3 separate regions of the Homo sapiens genome follow, and regions 1 and 2 are each linked to region 3. Evidence: chromatin contacts called from ENCODE Hi-C or POLR2A ChIA-PET data. All regions are on one chromosome and are shown on one strand. Each heading gives the region's core, a stretch centred on a gene start or an enhancer-like site at or near the end of the contact. The rest is flanking DNA. Distances are from core to core; before and after follow the strand shown. Region 1 overlaps NAV2 (neuron navigator 2). Region 2 overlaps NAV2 (neuron navigator 2). Region 3 overlaps NAV2 (neuron navigator 2).

Region 1 (3,792 bases), core at 120-2,619, 36 kb before region 3:
TCTAATGCATCTTCATAGCATTTATTATTCTCTAATATTAGTTTGCTTATTTTTTATTACCATTTTGTCTCTCTCTCCTACCTCTCATCCTCAGTAGAATAAAGCCTCATGAGAGCACTTCCTTAGACACTGTTGAATCCTCTAAGATTATCAGAGTACCAGAGTATGTGCTCAATAAATACCTGAATGAATTAAATAATTACAAGAGTAATGAGTCATATGAAGGAAAGACCTAAGATGCCTTGGTAGTGTAACAGGTAGACCTAAGGTGGAGCAAAGATATTGCATTTCATCCTACTTGGAGCAGTTTCTAGATGTGGCCTTAACACCTGATTTAAACACTGCATACCAGAGTTTTGTCTTCAAGGTTACAGGCTGTGGGATTTGTCTGCGATCATAGCAGGCCACTCTGGATTTGCTTAGTTTTTCCATCGCCTTTCTATAGTCCTGTCCACAATGAAAAAAGGCAATCTTAAGAGGAGACCAGAATTCAGTCCAGCAAGCAACTCTTGCACAAATTGCATCATGAAGTTGCCAGGCCCCTATCTCTGAGCTTGGCAGGAGGCAAGGCCTGAAATTTACTTCTTCTAATAACCTTCCACCTGAAGCCTATACTCATTCCCTTGTTGGAATCTGGAATCCGGCACCCATGCCAATGTCTCGGTAGCCTTTTCATAACCTCTACAAAGTTGAATGAAGGCTCAAACTCTTCTTTGCAGGAGTGAGACCTTTCGATGAAACATGTAGATTCCTCTCCTGCACTGGCCTTTTAGAGAAATGTAAGGGCAGGCACTGTTGTTTTTTCTTTTCAACAGAGTCAAGCAAAAGATGAGGCACATGGAGGCACCATGCGACTAAAAGCTCTGAGGATGATTGTCAAAACCCCACTGGAGGAGTTGGAAAGCATGTAAGGTTTTGCTCTTGTGTGGCCTCAGCAGCCACTGCCTGGTTCAAGTGAAGTTTGCACAGTCCCTTGGCCTAGAGCTTCATGCCCAGCTTTTGCCAAGCGTGGGCCAAGTGGGGGAATGATTCCCCAGGTTTGTTTGCCTGGGGCAGCCAAAGAAACAGTGATTTATTTCCCCTGAGTGTGTCATGAAAATGTAAGCACCGAGAGTTGGATTATTTTGGAGGGTGAGAATTTGATGGGGGAGATGGAGATGGAAGAATTGCAGCAGTTTGGAGTCAGGGCTGGGGGCCAGAGGGCCGCCCAGTGGGTTGGGGTAACATAAGCTGCCGCTATTCAGGAGGTGGCCTGTGTAAGAAAATCTGACCACAGCGGGTGCGTGACTTCAGCTAAAATTAACCTTGGAGGCTTCACACGCTTCCACAGTGCTTTGAACTAGACACTCCCAGAGAGGGCATGGGACGTTGACTGCTGAGGACTGCGCTGCTGCTGTGGGTTGAGCCATGCCTGTAAGCATCAACTTATGGGTTCCCGCTCGGGGTCAAAGTCGGGATTCCTGTGACCATTATAAAGTGGTAAGCAACCTCCAGGGATGTTGGCAGGGTCTCTGGGGAGAGACAATGAAGTTTATTTGAATTGGACTTGTGTTTAGAGATGGTTTCAATTTATTTTCTATGCAGAGCAGAGACCACGAGCCCTCCAAGCAGGACTTTCATCTGTGGAAAGCTAGAAGAGCTAACTGCCACCTTTGTGCTGCTTTTTTGTTTCATATGTCCGCCCAGGGTGAGGGCTGGGTGGTGTATTTTTAGAGCAGGTAGAGAAAGATCTGTCTGGACATTGTTGGTGGCCTGAGAAAATACAACTGCATAAACCAAAGGCCAAGCTGAGGAAGCTGAAATTGGGAAGGTCCTGGATGTCAACAGGTGTGGCAGGTTTCGCTTGTTTTCTTAATTGTGGGCCTCAGCAGGTGCAAAAGAGTTGGAGGAGATGCCAGGGAGTACTCCTGAGGGCTTCATTGAAGGAGGGACTTGCTTGGGGGAAACTGGAAGCAATTTCCTGTTCAGTGAGACCCATGGATGTCCCGGGAAGGGCCCACTGCCCTCTCCCTCCCCTGGCCAGGGTGACCTGAATGGTATCATTTAAGCTGGAAGGCATCTGTACCCATGGCTTTCCACTTGCTGCCGAGAATCCATTTGGGAGCATGCATTCACAGAGCAAAAAGGCAAGATGCATTTTTATTCCTTTATGCCTCCTTAACCTTCAGACAGTTACTGTAACTCAGGGGCTAATGGCAGTCCTGGTGCCTGCAGCTGTGTGGCGCTCTGGTTTTACAATCAGAATGGCCACTTTTTTGTTTGTTTGTTTTGAGAGAGTGGATCTCACTATGTTGCCCAGGCTGGTCTTGAACTCCTGAGCTTAAGCAATCCTCCTGCCTCAGCCTTCTGGAGCAGCTGGGACTCCAGACTTGAGCCACCATGCCCAGGTAGAATGGTCACTTTGATGTGGTCAGAGGCAATGGCTTTATGACAGAGAGAGAACCTTCTTAGCCTATTCTTCTTGTAAAAATGCTGTAGTTTACCCTCCCCTCCTAAAACTTATCCTTCTCCCCCACCTATCTAACCCAACTTCCTAGGCAACATTAGCATTATTAGGTGGCTTGGCAGGTGCTTATTTTCTAGGAAAGAGTGTGCTTCTCTTATCTGCTTAATGCTTACTCTATACAGCTGACCTTGGAGTGATCTATTATAAAAACGTTTAAACCCGCAAAGCATTTGCTTTGGTGAGCAGATATTCTGTGTGGCCCTTTATGTACAAAGATAAGAACGATGTGGGTATGAAAGGTGTAGGGAAAAAAACCCCTGCATGAAGATACGTTTTCACACAGTTTTGAGGTCATTTTCCATGTGAGCCACTTTACTGAGTCCTCTGAGTATTTGATATCCTCTTGTTCCTTCATCCTCTGGGTGTGTGGCTCATTAAAGGTGGAAGGCTGCTGGGATATTGGACATGTGTGTCGTTTGCTCTAGATGTGTAGCACTACCCAGGCCAAGCACAATTAATGGGGATGTCCCTGAGTTCTCATTATTATTTTTAACTCCTGGGGTCTAGGCTCACTGCCCTGTGGAAGAGATTTCTTTTGAGATAGAATGTTAAAAATAGACATTTCAATAGGAGGCAGCTATTGTATGTGGTTCTGAAGTTGGATGAACACATCTTATATGCCTGCATGGGAATTCCCATCCCATGCTGGACCTGGGTGATTAGACATAGAATTCAAATTCCCATCTTCATAGGAACACAAGGCTCCTTCCAGTTCCATCCTAGAACTTCTTCTTCATCGTGGTCATCTGAATGACCTGGCCTGATTTTTGTAACTGCCTTGTGGCATAAAGATGACTGGACTGAGTTGGAATACCTGGTCTGTTAGCTGGACAGATGCTAACCTTGTCCAGCTGGTATCTCACTGGCTTCATCCATGCAATGGGGAGAATGCAAGCTGCCACCGCCCATGTTTCCCAGGATTGTGGTGAGGCTCAGATTGGATTGTATTTACAAAAGAACTTTATAAATGGTAAGCACTGCAGACAGGAGGCAGAGACAGCACTGTTGTTAGGACTTTATTATTCTTCTTGAGATGAATCAATCAGGGCCTTCTTCCAGGACTTTGGAGAATAAATAGTATCTTTGTGCAAATTGTTCTTTTGTGCTCTGGGCCAGGTTGTCCCCTGGGTAGAGGAGACACCCCTTCTTTCCTAGGTGCCAGCTTGGTGTTTGGTAGTCTTCGTAGTAAACGCCTAGTATAATAAAAATAATAAACATGAAAAACCCGAGATGCCCTCAGGCCTGAGAGCTCTGACATCTGGGCTGGAGAAGGGCCCGGGGCACAA
Region 2 (3,543 bases), core at 545-3,044, 46 kb after region 3:
AATTTGAACCCAGGCACTTCGGTTTCAGAACCATGATTAATACCGTGCTTTCCCTGGAAGTGGGAAACAAATGCTTGAAGCTTCGCCTGTTGAGGGCTGGTTGACTGGCACAGGAGGAGAAAGTTGGGAAGGTGTTAGGAAAAGCCTGCGCTGGGCCTCTCCTCGCGGGCCAGTCTGCCCTTGCCCTATACTCATTTGGGGAGAAGCTATCATAAAAGAGTCTGAAAGATGGATGTGAGACTCAAGTCCAAAAAATTGAGAAAATAAAGATAAAAGTTCCTGGTGGATTTAACAGGTATAGAAGTATACTGTGTTCTACAGCTGCCTATGGGTGTGCCCGCCAATGCTAGGACAGTGACTGACCTGACCCTGCCCTGGGCAAAGGCTCCCATATCTGCTCTGAGCAGCCTGAGAACAACGAGGCCCCTTAAAGGACCATGGTGCAAATTCCAGTAGAGGCAATGCCCCAGGGAAAGACTTTAGTGTCAGAAGAAAGAAAGGGAAGTCATACTTATTTTTTTATTTAGAGATGGAGTTTTGCTCTTGTTGCCCAGGCTAGAGTGCAGTGGTGTGATCTTGGCTCACTACAACCTCCGCCTCCCGGGTTCAAGCGATTCTCCTGCCTCAGCCTCCCTAGTAGCTGGGATTACAGGCATGTGCCACCACGCCCGGCTAATTTTATATTTTTAGTAGAGACGGGGTTTCACCATGTTGGTCAGGCTGGTCTCGAACTCCCAACCTCAGTTGATCCGCCCGCCTCTGCCTCCCAATGTGCTGGGATTACAGGCGTGAGCCACTGTGCCCGGCTATCATACTTATTTATTAAGTGCATATTATATGCCAGGAACTTTGATTTTCTTTCTTTTCTTTTTCTTTTTCTTTCTTTTTTTTTTTTTTTTTTTTTTTGAGACAGAGTGTCACTCTGTCAATCAGGCTGGAGTGCAGTGGCACAGTCTTAGCTCAGCCTGCCAAGTGGCTGGGATTACAAGTGTGCAACACCATGCCCAGCTAATATTTGTATTTTTAGTAGAGATAGGGTTTCACCATGTTGGCCAGGCTGGTCTCTAACTCCACTACAGATCACTACAAAAGTGATCTGCCCGCCTCGGCCTGCCAAAGTGCTAGGATTGCAGGTGTGAGCCACTGCGCCTGGCCTGATTTTCAGTATGGTACCTGATCTTTACAAATATTCTGTGAGGTAAATACTGTTAACTCAATTTTACAGGCAGAGAGAATGAGATTAATAGAAATTAAGTAACTTGCCCTCGCTGGTAACTAAGCACTGGAATTGTATCCAGGTTCCACTCGGGGATTCAAACTCTGGCTTCTTCCTGTCCTTGGGGAGGTCTGTTATGAGGATAAGGTACCTGTGAGAGTGTTATGTGAGCTGTGACGATGGAAAACTCCTGTGAGGATTCACAATGATAAAAATAACTGATGGTGGTCCCAGTCTGTAGAAGGGTGCATTTATTCTCTCTCCTACCCTGGGCTGTCCCAGGTTTTTTTTTATACTAACTTTTTCAACCATCCTGAGGTAAAAAGCCAGTGGAAGTTTACTTTCAGAAACTTCTGCATTTCCTTCACCTTTTTCCTTGGTTTCCCTTGAGTCTGACCTGTTGATTGCAGCTCCTGAGGTAGCCAGCCCACATGCAGAGTGAAATAACCACCCGGGTAAGACACAACAGGTACCTGGATGAGGTCACCTCTTGTCCTTCACCTTGAGTTCTGTCTCGGGGAGGGACGCTCTTGTGAACAGATAAGCCACAGTTTGTTGTGGTGGGTGCTGTAGCTGAGGTGTGGACTGTTTTCAGGTGAGGTAAAGTCCGTGATGTAATCCCATCACCCCTGCTCCTTCACCGAAGCCTTCCTGTAAGTGAGTCAGACTCTGACTGTGTCAGGATCTGGCATTGCACTCTCAGGTGAGCCAATTCATAGACTACTTTTTCAAAAAGTAGTGGCAAAATACCTATAACATAAAATTAACCCTCTTCACCATTTTAATCAATAATGTTAAGTATATTCACATTGTGGTACAGCCAATGCCTGGAACCTTTTCATCTTGCAAAATTGAAACTCGGTGCCCATTAAACAATAACTCTCCTTCACCACCTCCCACCAGCAGCCCCTAGCAACCACTATTCTACTCTCTGTTTTTATGAGTGAGAACTCTCGATACCTCATGTGAATGAAATCACACAGCATTTGTCTTTTTGTGTATGGGACAGAGCTACTGAAGAATTAAATAATTACTTATAAAGCACTTTACTGCTTGGAAAATAAACACTGAGAAAATTTTATCTATCAAAATGTGATAGGATATGCATAAAAATATGGAATAATATAAATAATGGGCATATTTCACTTAGCATAATGTCCCCAAGGGTCATCCATGTCATAGCCTGCAATTCATAGGCTTTAATGTGTGACCCCGTTGACCTAAGAATTTCACTCGGAGGAATTGTTCTAATGACATCAGTAAGTTAAATTAGAATTTCATTATTCTGTCAGTAAGTGACAAAAATATTTCAACATTTAGTCCCAATTTTTAAAAAATATTAAGAGGGACTGTAAACTAGTTCAACCATTGTGGAAGTCAGTGTGGTGATTCCTCAGGGATCTAGAACTAGAAATACCATTTGACCCAGCTATCCCCATTACTGGGTATATACCCAAAGGATTATAAATCATGCTGCTATAAAGACACATGCACACATATGTTTATTGCGGCACTATTCACAATAGCAAAGACTTGGAACCAACCCAAATGTCCAACAATGATAGACTGGATTAAGAAAATGTGGCACATATACACCATGGAATACTATGCAGCCATAAAAAATGATGAGTTCATGTCCTTTGTAGGGACATGGATGAAGCTGGAAACCATCATTCTCAGCAAACTATCACAAGGACAAAAAACCAAACACCGCATGTTCTCACTCATAGGTGGGAATTGAACAATGAGAACACATGAACACAGGAAAGGGAACATCACACACCGGGGCCTGTTGTGGGGTGGGGGGAGGAGGAGGGATAGCATTTGGAGATATACCTAATGTTAAATGACGAGTTACTGGGTTCAGCACACCAACATGGCACGGGTATACATATGTAACTAACCTGCACGTTGTGCACATGTACCCTAAAACTTAAAGTGTAATTAAAAAAAAAGGGAATTAAAAATTGTAACAGGCAACTTTTCAAAACCCATAGAGCACTTTATGCTTTGTAGGGAAATCCTAAAGAATTTATCTTAAAATCATGCCCCCTCCTACCATCATCACTGAATTTAGTTCTGGTTACACAGAACAACCCACTGAGACATGAAGCTAAAGAAAAAGTGATAGTATATAATACTTCTTAGCTAGAAAAGGCCTAGAGACTCCCATGAAATTCATTCACTTGTTCCATAAGGTGGTGACCAAGTACACAGTTCATGTATAAAAAACAAAAATATTCCTGGACAGCAACATAACCTACTAGTTTTCCCAAAGACTGATCTCAGATTTTGCCTGTGAGGTTTGGAGGAAAGTCTGCAGAACC
Region 3 (3,556 bases), core at 326-2,825:
CCAAATTGCACTTATCCCAGAATTTTGCATACAACCTGAGCAGATCATGAACCCCAGAGGCCAGCTCATGTATGCCCTGGGGCTCCATAGACTCCAGGTTTGGTGCCCCTGCTGCATAGAGCACAGCCCTTCTTCTCACCCTGTCCTTTCAGGGAGCTCTATGGAAAATGCCAGCACTGGAGTTCCTAAGACAGTAGGAATCTGCACTTAGGCACAGAGAAGGGCCAGGCAGTGATTTTCTAACTTCTATTCCATAAGCAGAACCCCTCATTTTCCCAAATAAAAGCTGTGGAACCCCATATATGAGTGATAAAAGCTGCTATAAGTAGGGGTAGGTAGCCCAGGACAGGGCCACCATAGCTGCCCCTTGCAGGAGGCCAGCACCTGGGGAGATGCAGCGGGATGTAGCCTAGGAAGGAACATGGCAGTGTCAGGTTTCAGCTCTGCTCTTGGCTCCAGCCCTCCTTTCTCTGGTCCTCCTCAGTCTCTTTTCTGTGAAGTCGGATTAGGTCTTACCTCTGACCTCTGCAAGGCATCACAGCTGAGAGCAAGGGCTGGGAAGGCCAACTGCTTGTAACCCAGGTGTGTCCCTTAGTCTCTAAGGGAGCCAGTTCCTATAACAGAGGTAGTAACAGTATTTGCCTCATGGGGTTGTTTTAAGGCTTCCATGAGACAATCTACATGAAGTGCTGGCACGTTGCTGGCCACAGAGTTGCTGGCCTCAGTAGATGTTAGCTCTTTTGATGATTTTTCAAGGGACTTAAGTATTTGTTAAAAAACAGACATGCCTCGGGAACAGCCAACTCTGCTTTTGGGTGGGGGCTTGTTTAGTGGGGTTTGAATTCATTTGTATGCCTACATCTCTCTGAATGATAGCACTGGACTCAAAGGAAACCCCTGAGAGATCTCATGTCACAGAACACTGTGGTCAGTCTCGCTCAGTCCCATCATAAGTGGCCCTGGATAATCCACTTGGCCTTAGCACTTCACTTCCTTCTGTGAGAAATGTGGAAGAGAACAACACCTCGCAGGGTTACCATGAGATTTTAATGAGCTAACATTTATTGATCACTCACTATGCACCAGACTATGTGCTGAGAGCCTACTCAATCACTCAAAACAGCCCTATGATAAAGATGCAGTTATTGTCTATATTTTGTACATGGGGACTGAGGATTTAAAAGGGTGCTCGTGGTCCCAGATTCTTTACCTAGGGAGAGGCAGAGTTGGAGCTCGAACCCAAGTCTATTTTCAGAGATATGGTGTTTACCTCTGTGACAGAGAAGGGGTATCATAAAAATAGTCTCCACCTCACCAAGCCGTGTTCTCCTTAGTTTTCATCTGCAGCTACAGCAGAACCAGTTAGGTTTAGCTGAGAGTTAGCAAAAAGGGAGGAGATGGAACATTTCTGGAAAGGGCCTGAGTTGACCTGCTGATGGCAACATGAAAGCTGAAACAGGGGCAGGTGGCCCCTTGTGAAAGGCAGCTCCTTGAATTGGCCTCGAAGAGCCCTGGCGCCAGGTACCTCTCTGGCTACATTCTCTCCAGAGCCTCCTGGGCCAGGAAAAGGCCATCTGCAGTGGGATCAGATTTCCAGGCCCAGTGACCTTGAGCCCTCCCAACAGCTGCCAGAAAGCCGGCCACATGCCTGGGGAGTGTCTGAGATCCTTGGGCAGCTGAGTTGCCTCTTCCCTGGGCCCTGGGCCTATTTTTACACAGCTCTAAGGGCACACACATGTTGCAGAACCAAGAAGGAATGAAGAAAAGTCCATAGGCCACTTAGAATTTAAAGCAAAGTAGAAAGAGCTCAGGGCCAAGATCAGCAGGAAGCATCCACTGCTTCCCACCCAGGGCAGCATATACACACTATCTTATGTGTTGGCCATCGTTCATTGTCTTTCAAAGGTGGCAACAACCTCCACGTCTGTCTGTCTCTTCAGTCATGCCTGTTTAAAACTGTCATTGCCTTCCCATTTCCCTCTCCATACTCTTTAGCACGGAATAGAAGATCCTTCAAGATCTGATTACCATCCTCTCCTGCCACTTGGCCACTCAAACTCTACACCCCAGCGAGACCAGATACCTTGTAGTATGCCAAAGAGGCCGTGTATTTTCATGCCTTTGTACTTTGGTAATATACAAAGTACTTATTTACAGATAAAGTACTGTCCAGTCTGCCACAGGACTGATCTCCCGCTTGCCCCTTCCTGGGCAGTGTGACCTTTAATATTCAGGTCACTTGTTTCCTCAAAGTGTTGACATAATGAGGTGCCTATCATCTTTTGTGTCCCCAAGTGTCCTGTGCCTGCTTTTAACATAATACACTCTCTTGTGGTTGTCTGTTTACTCATCTTCTTGAAGGAAATACCATGTCTTTCACTTGAGTATCCTAAGCGTCTGTCATTTTGGTGACTGGGCCTGTAGTCAGCATTTAGTAAATACAGGATGGGTAGATGGACAGACGGAAAGACCAGGGAGGGAGCTGGCCTGAATGTGTGTGTGTGTAGCTGGAGGATTCTAACATACCATTATTCTGATTTCATTATCTACAGCTGAGCAGTGCTTTGAGCACTCAGTATTAATTTGGAAGTTCCTAATAGGATTTAAGAAATAGATATGTAGTGCTGTTCTAGAAGTGTCTTTCCCTAATTCTTTTCTTCCTCAGTTTATCCAGAGGACCCAAATAGAACATTGTAATTACTCTCAGGACTTGTGGTTAATTTTTAGTTTATTGAGTTTTTTGTGTTGCTTGAGGTGAGCATATTTAATTAAGCACCCTCACAACCACCAGTTTATTAATGTTGATAACAAAAATGATGATAAGGTACTGTTCTAAGTGCCTTCCATGTTTTAACTCATTTTATTCTCATAACCATCCTATAGAATGAGGAATATATTTTATCCATTCCATTAAAAAGAATGGAGAACTTAGACCTTGATGCCATTTAATGTGCTCTGCCAGGGGCCAGCTGTGGGTTGTGATAAAGAACCTCTCATTCTTTCCCCTCACACAGTAGCACCTTTGTCCCTGACTTTCCACCATGCTTTTATTTAACAAGGTATAGCAAACACTTAGAGTAGGTACTGGTTTAGATATTTTATCTGTATTGACTGATTTTATCTTCCTAAAACTCTATGAGAGCATATACAATTGTGATTGCCATTTTATAGATGAGGAAACAGAGACAGAGAGCAGTTGAGTAACTTGCCCAAGGTCACACAGCTAGTAAGTGGCAAGCTGGGGTTTGTTTGCTGGAAGCCTGGCTCGAGAGTCTACTCCCTTAACTGTTTTGCTATTCTACATGTAAAGGAATTGATTAAAGAAGAAAAAAAAGACTCACTATGACATGGAAAGGCAGACATTCCATTTGTAACCCTAGCCCCTCATCTAGGCATAGGCAGAGGCTCAGGATGAGACATTCTGTTTTGGGAAGGAGATGTGGGATAAGAAGAATAAGCATGGGCTCTGGGATCAGGCTGACCTAGGTTCCACACACGGGGTATGTGTGCTGGGCCAGTTAATTGAATTTCTCTGAGTCTGTCTTCTCATCTGGAA

Evidence for each region. Hi-C counts contacts between places; a loop is a spot of excess contacts on that map. ChIA-PET counts read pairs that join two places held with the same protein, here RNA polymerase II (POLR2A). Pooled maps may share reads with other maps.
Region 1: a loop to region 3 is called in a map of psoas muscle, with 4 times the contacts of the local background. The contact joins two enhancer-like sites. A Hi-C loop is called at or near these places in 3 of 168 maps with a recorded cell type or tissue (Right ventricle myocardium inferior, gastrocnemius medialis and psoas muscle) and 2 of 50 pooled maps. POLR2A ChIA-PET finds 5 or more read pairs at or near these places in 3 of 52 experiments (H1, HEK293 and endothelial cell of umbilical vein).
Region 2: a loop to region 3 is called in a map of CD8-positive, alpha-beta T cell, with 4 times the contacts of the local background. The contact joins two enhancer-like sites. A Hi-C loop is called at or near these places in 3 of 168 maps with a recorded cell type or tissue (CD8-positive, alpha-beta T cell, PC-3 and dorsolateral prefrontal cortex) and 3 of 50 pooled maps.

Annotation. Positions count from the first base shown.
Region 1 is chr11:19,812,377-19,816,168 of GRCh38, forward strand. All of the region lies in intron 1 of NAV2 (neuron navigator 2), which reads left to right. Among named protein-coding and RNA genes, the nearest start is that of MIR4694, 54 kb to the left of the region's middle. Within about 2 kb of position 1,370, at least 3 of the 41 ENCODE cell types and tissues checked have a DNase peak (open chromatin) inside an H3K27ac peak, as active enhancers do; they include psoas muscle, where a contact is called at or near this core.
Region 2 is chr11:19,894,222-19,897,764 of GRCh38, forward strand. All of the region lies in intron 6 of NAV2 (neuron navigator 2), which reads left to right. Among named protein-coding and RNA genes, the nearest start is that of NAV2-AS3, 85 kb to the right of the region's middle. Within about 2 kb of position 1,795, at least 2 of the 41 ENCODE cell types and tissues checked have a DNase peak (open chromatin) inside an H3K27ac peak, as active enhancers do.
Region 3 is chr11:19,847,981-19,851,536 of GRCh38, forward strand. All of the region lies in intron 3 of NAV2 (neuron navigator 2), which reads left to right. Among named protein-coding and RNA genes, the nearest start is that of MIR4694, 90 kb to the left of the region's middle. Within about 2 kb of position 1,576, at least 5 of the 41 ENCODE cell types and tissues checked have a DNase peak (open chromatin) inside an H3K27ac peak, as active enhancers do; they include psoas muscle, where a contact is called at or near this core.